Regions from separate parts of the Mus musculus genome. Here region 1 is linked to region 2. The links are chromatin contacts, found by Hi-C or POLR2A ChIA-PET in ENCODE. All regions are on one chromosome and are shown on one strand. Each heading gives the region's core, a stretch centred on a gene start or an enhancer-like site at or near the end of the contact. The rest is flanking DNA. Distances are from core to core; before and after follow the strand shown.

What was found. Hi-C counts contacts between places; a loop is a spot of excess contacts on that map. ChIA-PET counts read pairs that join two places held with the same protein, here RNA polymerase II (POLR2A).
Region 1: a loop to region 2 is called in a map of gastrocnemius, with 6 times the contacts of the local background. The contact joins the promoter of Cenpx here to the promoter of Aspscr1 in region 2. A Hi-C loop is called at or near these places in 5 of 37 maps with a recorded cell type or tissue (gastrocnemius, left cerebral cortex and v-Abl transformed pro-B cells). POLR2A ChIA-PET finds 5 or more read pairs at or near these places in 3 of 5 experiments (Patski and embryonic stem cell).

What each region holds. Positions count from the first base shown.
Region 1 is chr11:120,712,154-120,716,070 of GRCm38, forward strand. Cenpx (centromere protein X) reads right to left here and starts at 1,614. Exons shown (of 5, transcript NM_016665.2): 1 at 1,540-1,614. The coding sequence starts at 1,566. Lrrc45 (leucine rich repeat containing 45) reads left to right here and starts at 1,800. Exons shown (of 18, transcript NM_153545.2): 1 at 1,800-1,900; 2 at 2,120-2,375; 3 at 2,765-2,826; 4 at 2,997-3,067; 5 at 3,268-3,446; 6 at 3,653-3,781. The coding sequence starts at 2,156.
Region 2 is chr11:120,671,065-120,675,196 of GRCm38, forward strand. Aspscr1 (alveolar soft part sarcoma chromosome region, candidate 1 (human)) reads left to right here and starts at 1,909. Exons shown (of 16, transcript NM_026877.2): 1 at 1,909-2,106; 2 at 2,976-3,031. The coding sequence starts at 2,005.

The DNA.
Region 1 (3,917 bases), core at 364-2,863, 41 kb after region 2:
GCTAATGTGCCAGCAGATTGGGGAGGGGGCGGTGGCGGGCAGCCTTGAGGAATGCTGGCCCCTTTGGCAGTCCTGGCTTGGATCTACTGCCACACACACACAGGACACCCAGCATGTTAAGCCGGGCTGTGGCTGGAGGGCTGGGTGGACGTATAACCAAGAACCCTTGAGCTTTCTTTGGCAAGAAGTCGGAAGTTGGTTCTAGTTGTGAGTGGAGAGACAGCACTAGTTTGGGGAAGACCCTTGTAGACTAGGTCTGGAGAAACCTAGCTGTAATGATGAGTACCAGGTGGTGGCGGCAGATTGGCCAGGCATCTGGAATGGCTTGAGAACTGAAAGGTTGGTGGTAGTTTGTGAGGTGGAGATGAGAGGGAGAATCCAGAGGCCTAGGAATCCCGTGAGAGCACCAAAGGTGAGCCATGAGGAGCCCCCGAGCATCTGTGCAGTGTGTGAAGCCGAGACCACTCAAGTTTGCCTAGTCCAGAACAGAATGGGGAACGACCAGGGAAAGGCAAAAGGTAGGCAGCGACAGGCACCCACGACCCTCGAAGTGGATGGCCTACAAAGAAAGGTGAGTTTGGATTCACGAGCGTCAGCCACAGAGAAGCCTTGATACCCACTCGCTGCAGAGGGGCACGGGTGGAAATGGACACAGGCACAGGTGAACTTGTTAGTTGGGCCAGGAGGGTCCATGAACGACTACGTGAGAGCAGCGCCACCTGCTGGTCCCCCCCCCCCCGTCCCCGCTCGCTACCAGAGGGCCCCAGTCCCACGAACCCCAACAGCAGACTGACAGACAGCACCTGGGCAGAAGCCCATGTCAGAGCCAGGGCTGGACTACAGCTACGCAGGCTGTTTCATGGAAGTGTGGATGTGACTGCTGGAGGGTAGGATTAGGGTAAACCCGTGGCACCTCAAACTCCTGTTCCTGGCCAGAAGGCCACAGCCTGAAATGTAAGCCCCTCCCTTCCTGTCACTCTTTCCTGAGACAGCCCACTCCCCATAGTTCAGTGAACTATCACAACTCCGGTCACGGTCAAAGCCCCCAAAACTCTACTCAAGTACTGAACGGAGTGCGGAGGCCAGGCTGAACTCTGCACAGGGCGCGCGCTGGCCTGATGCCAAGAGCCGACCCCTCAGGTGGCACCACTCATCGTAGAATGGAGCGCCTCTGCTTAAGTTTCCCGCACGTGGGCGAGTCCTCCCAAACCTGTCACTGAGAGATGGCCTCGGCCCGAGCAGTGGAGGCTCGCATCAGTGTGCCTCGCGCACTCCCATCGGCCGAGTTGGAAAAAGGCCCTGTGGTCCCTCCCGAGAAGACCCCTTGTAGCCAGCCTGGATGTGCCACTGGTCGTCCAGCTTGTTAATCTACAGACCCGCTCAGTCCAGCCGCAGAGCGCGCGGGCTGCTCCCACCCTGCTGCCAGGCCCCCACCAAAGACACGGTAACACATCGATAAGGCTGACTTCGAGCATGCACGACTGTCTCGCGGGGATCCGCAACGCCCGAGTGTGCCTGCCACTATTCCAGAGGCCTCACCTTCCGGAAGCCACTGTTTCCCTCCATGGCCACAGTCTCGATGTGCACTCTCCGGAACCCTCCCACATCCCAACCAATGAACGTGGAACGCGACCCTGAGGTCCCGCCTCCAATCCCAGCAGCCAATCATCCAAGCGTTCCCCAAGCCGGGACTTGAGTTCCAGCTCAAGCCCGCCTTTCACTTTCATTGGTCTACCAATAGCCATGCCTTCCGCAATGCCTCCTGGGAGATGTAGTTCCTATCCTTCCCGGCGCACCACACTCTTCCTGGATACTGAGGCGCGAGGAACCGCGTCCTGCCACACCAGCGACCCGAGGCTACGTCGCGAGGGCGGGCTGGGGGCCACAGGGCCAGACTAGGGTATGTGCAACGCGTATACTTGCTCTTCTAGGCCAGTGTTCTGCTGCGCTCCAACTCTATCTCCAAACCCCTTCCTCGAGCCATTCCAACCTCCTTTCTATTCCACATTTCTAGGCCTCCCCTTATATAGGGCCAGCTCAGCTCATCTCCGCGTACACGCCCTAGGGAAAGGGGCTCCCAGCCTTCGGCCTAGCAAGCTAATGTGTATCCTGTCTCCAGGGGCATGCTTGCGAGGCTCCGTCAGCATTCGGGGACATGGAGGAGTTCCGGCGCTCCTACAACCGCCTCTGCGAGGAGAGTGGGGCTGAGCCCCAGGAGGCTGTTCTGCAGCAACTGCACCAGCTTCCGAAGGGCGGACTGGACCTGACTACTCAGAGCCTGACGGTGGAGACCTGCAGGGCCCTCGGCAAGCTGCTGCATAAGGAGACGCTGTTGAAGGAGCTTGTCCTCAGCGACTGCATGCTGAGTGAAGAAGGTGAAGCCAGTGGCCTCCGCACCTGAAACGTCAGAGTTGGGTTCAATCAAACACTTTTCCTCGGGGCTAGCCTCAGAGCGGGTGTCTGTGAGCAGGAAAGTCTTTGCGTGTCCAGGCCTCTCTGCTCTCTCCTCTCTTCCTGCACCTTTTCCAAAACCTGGGAACAGAGGTCAGTGTCACTGTAATAGAGAAGCCTTAATGTTCCCAGCTTTCACGGTTCCCCATGCCGGCTTGAGAAAGATAAGGTCTGGCAAGCTCAAAAACTGTTTCTGACGTGGCCTTACGGCAAGCCAGAACAGTGGTACCACTGTCTGAGTAGCAGCTCTGATGTCACTGAGTAGCAGCGCCAGCTCCAGTGACAGCCCTCTCTTCCAACTATCTTTACACAGGGTCCACACTGCTGTTCCAAGGGCTGTGTGCCAACACCAGTGTGCAGCATCTGGATCTAAAGGTGAGCGGGCTTGGGATGCTGCTAAAGTCAGGAAAACTAGGATCTGGCCACCACAACGTTGCCTAGAGCTATCTCCTAGCCTCTCCCACCACCTGGAGTCTCTGTGGTTCAAATGTGGTATCCAGAGCCAGGGTAACAAGAACTGACTGGCCAGGGTGTTCCTTTTGTAGGGCAACAACCTCCGAGCTACAGGAGCTGAGGCTCTGGGAAAGCTCCTTCGACAGAACAAGTCTATTCAGAGGTAGGTAGGCCTCGCCTGCACCTCACGTTTTCCTCCCTGTGTGGCCTAGGGTCCTGTAACCAGCTCACTTCCCACTACCTACCAAGGTTCTGCCCCCATGAGTAGTGAATAACCTGGTTAATCCTGGCCTTCCACATGCCCTGGGCTCCATGGGAGGAGTGTTCTGCTGAGCCAAAAACACGTGTCCACCCTTCCTGTAGCCTCACGCTGGAGTGGAACAACCTTGGCACGTGGGAAGATGCCTTTGCCACCTTCTGTGGGGGTCTGGCAGCCAATAGTGCCCTGCGGCAGCTGGACCTCCGAAACAACCAGATCAGTCACAAGGGAGCAGAGGAACTGGCCCTGGCCCTGAAGGGCAACACCACCCTCCAACAGCTGGGTGAGGTCTCCTGAATTCTGCTGTACGCCCGTGAGACCTAGGTCCATTGGGCTGTATTAAGTTGCACCCTGTCCCTCTGGTGATGGAGAGGTTAGCCTGGGCTCCTGGCTATACTGGCAGCCACCACGGGCAGTGAAGCACCAGAGAAAGTATCCTCTGCTGGGCCAGCCTTCCATACAACTGAATGACAGCAGGTTTCCTTCCAGACCTGCGCTGGAATAACATTGGCCTCCTGGGGGGCCGGGCTCTGGTGAACTGTCTCCCCAGCAACAGAACCCTGTGGAAGCTGGACCTGGCTGGGAACAACATCCCTGGTGACATCCTGAGAGCCGTGGGTATGGGCACCCAGGGCTGCTAGCTTCTTACAAGTCGGAGCAAGGCATGAAGCCCTTTAACAGGAGCCCATCAATCACAGAAGGGTATGGTTCAGGGCTTAAGGCATGGTGGCTCAGGATACAAGTTGCTAGCCTA
Region 2 (4,132 bases), core at 659-3,158:
CACCCGACTGCTCTTCCAAAGGTCCTTAGTTCAAATCCATGTCCCAGCAACCACATGGTGGCTCACAACCATCCGTAACAAGATCTGACTCCCTCTTCTGGTGTGTCTGAAGACAGCTGCAGTGTACTTACATATAATAAATAAATAAATCTAAAAAAAAAGAAAAAAAGAAGAAAACCCCAGAATTCACATTAATTTAATATATATGATTTTTTTTTAAAGAGAGATGTTTCTTTTTCTCTTTTTTATTTATTTTTTATTTTTTTTATTTTTTGGTTTTTGACACAGGGTTTCTCTGTGTAGCCCTGGCTGTCCTGGAACTCACTCTGTAGACCAGGCTGGCCTCAAACTCAGAAATCTGCCTGCCTCTGCCGCTGGAGTGCTGGGATTAAAGTCGTGGGCCACCACTGCCCAGAACCACTACCAAGAGATAGCACCACCCACAATGGGCTGAGCCCTCCCACATCAATCACTAATTAAGAAAAATGCCCCACAGCCAGATCTTGTGGAGTTATTTTCTCATTTGAGGTTTCCTTCTTTCCGATGACTCTAGCTTGTGTCAAGTTGACATAAAACTAGCCCGGACAACTGTCAAGGAAATAAATAAAAAAAACTCATTCATCAATTGGTGTTAAAACTGTTGCATAATAAATGTGGGAAGAAAAAAAAAAAAACATGGCATTGTAGTCTTAAAGAATTAGCCTATAGCTGACTAATTTACTACCCAAGGAAAGAGGGACCTTGATTATGGAGGATTCCGACTTTAACTTGAGCCTGACCATGGTCAAATTTCACATGCTCACTTTCAGAACAATCTGTATCTCTTGATGGCTGTCCATTTTTCTCACTGCACCTCTCTAAATGTTCTGCCAGAGGATTCTAACAGTGGGACAGTTGAAAGAAAACAGACTTGAGGGTTTGTGAGGTTTTGTTTTAAATGCTAGTGTGTAAAAAAGAAAGGAAGAAAACCAAAGGGGACCCGGGAAGGTGGGCAGCACAGTGAGGGTCTAAGGTTGCATAGAACACGCAAACTCTTCCCATTCTTTTCCCCATGTTTGTCAATACACACGTGTGACACAGATGCTGTATACCAGCTTCTCCAGTCAGATTTGGAGATTTTTACAACAATCCCAAGGACCATAGGCAAAGCATTCTCCTTGAAGTCATGGTGACAAGCTAAGAGAGGGCCTGAAGTCAACAAGATGGCTCAGCAAGTAAAAGTGCCACCAAGCCTGGTAACCTCAAATGAATCCCTCAGTCCCACAAGGTGGAAGGAGGGAACAGGCAAGTTCGCTGACAATGCACACAGGTACCATAGCATGCCTGTACCTGCTCTTCCACAGACACACAATAAAAAAAAAACACATAAAATATAACTTTATTATTATTGTTGTTGTTATTTTTTCAAGACAGGGTTTCTCTGGGTAGCCGTGGTTGTCCTGGAAGACTGTTGCTCTGTAGACCAGGCTGGTCTTGAACTCAGGGATCTGTTTTTGCCTCCAACATACTGGGATTAAAGGCTTGCATTACCACATCAGTCTCAATAAAATATTTTTCTAAAAGGTTGTCGCCATGTGACGATGATGATCACAGGAACACTTGAGAAGGGAGGCAGGATCAGTACTTAACGGAGTAGGTACAAAGGCTAACTCTGGTGTGCGCATACCCAGTACTTGGTGACAGACAGGTAGCTGTGGGCCCCAGGCTGGCCCCAGGCAGCATAGCTTTCTTGCAGGCAGCCCCCAGAGCTTGGAGGTTCCCAGGAACACGTGCCTCCGGATGAAGAAACAATGTCCCTGACAGAACTGTGCTCCTTCCAGGGAGGTGCCTTTGGTCCGCGCCGTCGGGACGCCATCAGGCTGCCTAATAGCAAAGCAGAGCCAGAGCGCCGGGGGCGGGCCCGGAAGCGAGTTGGCCCCGCCCCCGAGACCGCGTGGCTGTGCGTCCGGGCTGTTGCGGATAAAGTTGTTTGAGGCGAGCCGGCTGCGGTCACGTGAGCGGAAGATGGCGGCCCCGGCGGGCGGCGGGGGCTCCGCGGTGTCGGTGCTGGCCCCAAACGGGCGGCGCCACACGGTGAAGGTGACGCCGAGCACCGTGCTGCTGCAGGTGCGGCCGCCGGCCCGGGTGGGGAACGGGCGGATGGGTGGACCCGCGGGCCGCCCGGGGTCGCCGCATCAGGGCCCGCCCCTGCGGTTGCTCCTAGGGCGGTAGGGCGGGACCGGGTCCCGGTGGGCGGGGCCTGAGGCAGCCAATGAGCGCCTTTCGCGCGGCTGTCCGCCCCATCCTCTAGATCTGGGTCCCGGGGGCGGGGCGGGATACTTGGAGGCGCGTTTGCTGAGCACGGTGGGGTGGACCCCACTAACAGGGTCGAGCCTTGCGAGCCCCAGAATCTTCGGCGCTTGTCCGAATCCAGCCTTCTCGGTCACCGGGAAGAGTGGCGTTCCTTCCTGCTCAGCTCAGGGGCGTCCCTCCGGACCCTAGGGCCTGTGTTCCCGGAAGTGAATTTTGCTAAGTCACTCACGGCTTTTGATTGTTGCTGTTTGTGACCTCGTATGAATTACACCTGCTTATTAAACCTCTGTTGTTAGGTTACAAAGGCGTACACGATTCATATCTGTGGCAGGGCCATACAGAGTGACCTCCATTTGGAGCTGCGCTCATGTAGAGGAGGGTTCTGGTCATGCAGCAGTTGCACAAAGACTGCCGGGCCACAGAGTGGCCGTGGACACAAAGTTCAGTAAGGCAGATTATTATTTGTGGCTAGAGGCCTCGCAGAGCCTAGAACATGGGACCAGGGGTGGACAGGCTAGGCCATAGTTGGAGGATTAAGTCAATAATGGGTCCCCAGTAGGAGGGGAGAGAGTAGACAGGATTTGCATGTAGTTTGCTTGGAGCTGGTGAGTGAGATGTTTGGTGGGCTGGCCAGTGCGCCTACTATCAGTTGAGGTAGGTTTTACCGATCATTTGTCCCACAGGTACTAGAAGACACATGCCGGCGGCAAGACTTCAACCCCAGTGAATACGACCTGAAGTGAGTTTGCTTGGACTCAGCTGTGGGCTTCTCAGTCTACCTGGTCCTTTTCTCAACACATACTATCTCTGCCTTAGAAGCGCCCCCATAGGTACTTTAATACAACAGAAGTTTATCCTTGCCCAGTTCTGAAGGCAAAGTCCAAAGTGCCCAGAGTATGGTTGTGCCACCCCCCCCCCCCAACCGCCCCCAGATTCTCTGTGTAGCCCTGACTGTCCTGGACTTCACTTTGTAGACCAGGCTGGTCTCAAACTCACAGAGAGCCTTCTGCCTCTGCCTCCACAATGCTGGGATCAAAGACCCCACCCCCACCCCTGTGGCTATACTCTAGAATATTCTAGGGAAGAGGACTCATCTCTTTCAGCTTCTGGCTGTCCTGGTATTTCTTGGCTTGTGACTGCATCAGTACAACTTCTGCCTTGATCTTCAAACGGCCCGAAGACACAAGTCACTGGGTTTAGGGTCCTCTGGTTAGTCCAGGGTGACCTTATTTAATTTACTCTCTTAACCTACATTCATAAATACTTGTGACAAATAAGGTCATTTTCACAGGTTTTAGGGGCAAGAACAGTGATGTATCTTTTGGGGAGCACTGTCTAAACCCACAAATGCAGGGTTTTGGCTGTCTGTGTAAATTCCTGGTAGGACAAAGGAATGGCTAGAAAGCTGTAAAGGGATTGTTCGCCTCCCAGCTGCTGTAGTCCTCCCATGTCTGGGTCTCTGGGTCAGGGTGTTAGTACAAAGAGAGCAGTCCTCCACCAGGTCCTCGGGTCTGAGGCCATAGGAGGGATGCAGGTTTCTGTCTTAAGTAGAGCTTTTATTCTTGGAGACATGTTTTCACAACATTGTCCTAACACAAGAAGCCCACTCTCTTGGCCTTTCCCATGCTGTCGTGTGGGCTTTCTAGGAAGAAGTTTCTTGGAAAAGATACCTATATCAGGCCATTCCAGTCTCCGGCTCCCGTTCTGGTCTTCTAAGAATCCCAGAACATGTGCTCTTGAGTGGCCAAGCCATCTAACAATATCCTGCCACAAAGCTTTGTGCCAGCTCTGTTCTGTTAACCTGCCCATGGTCCACGTAATGGTGTCTGGTTGGAGCAAT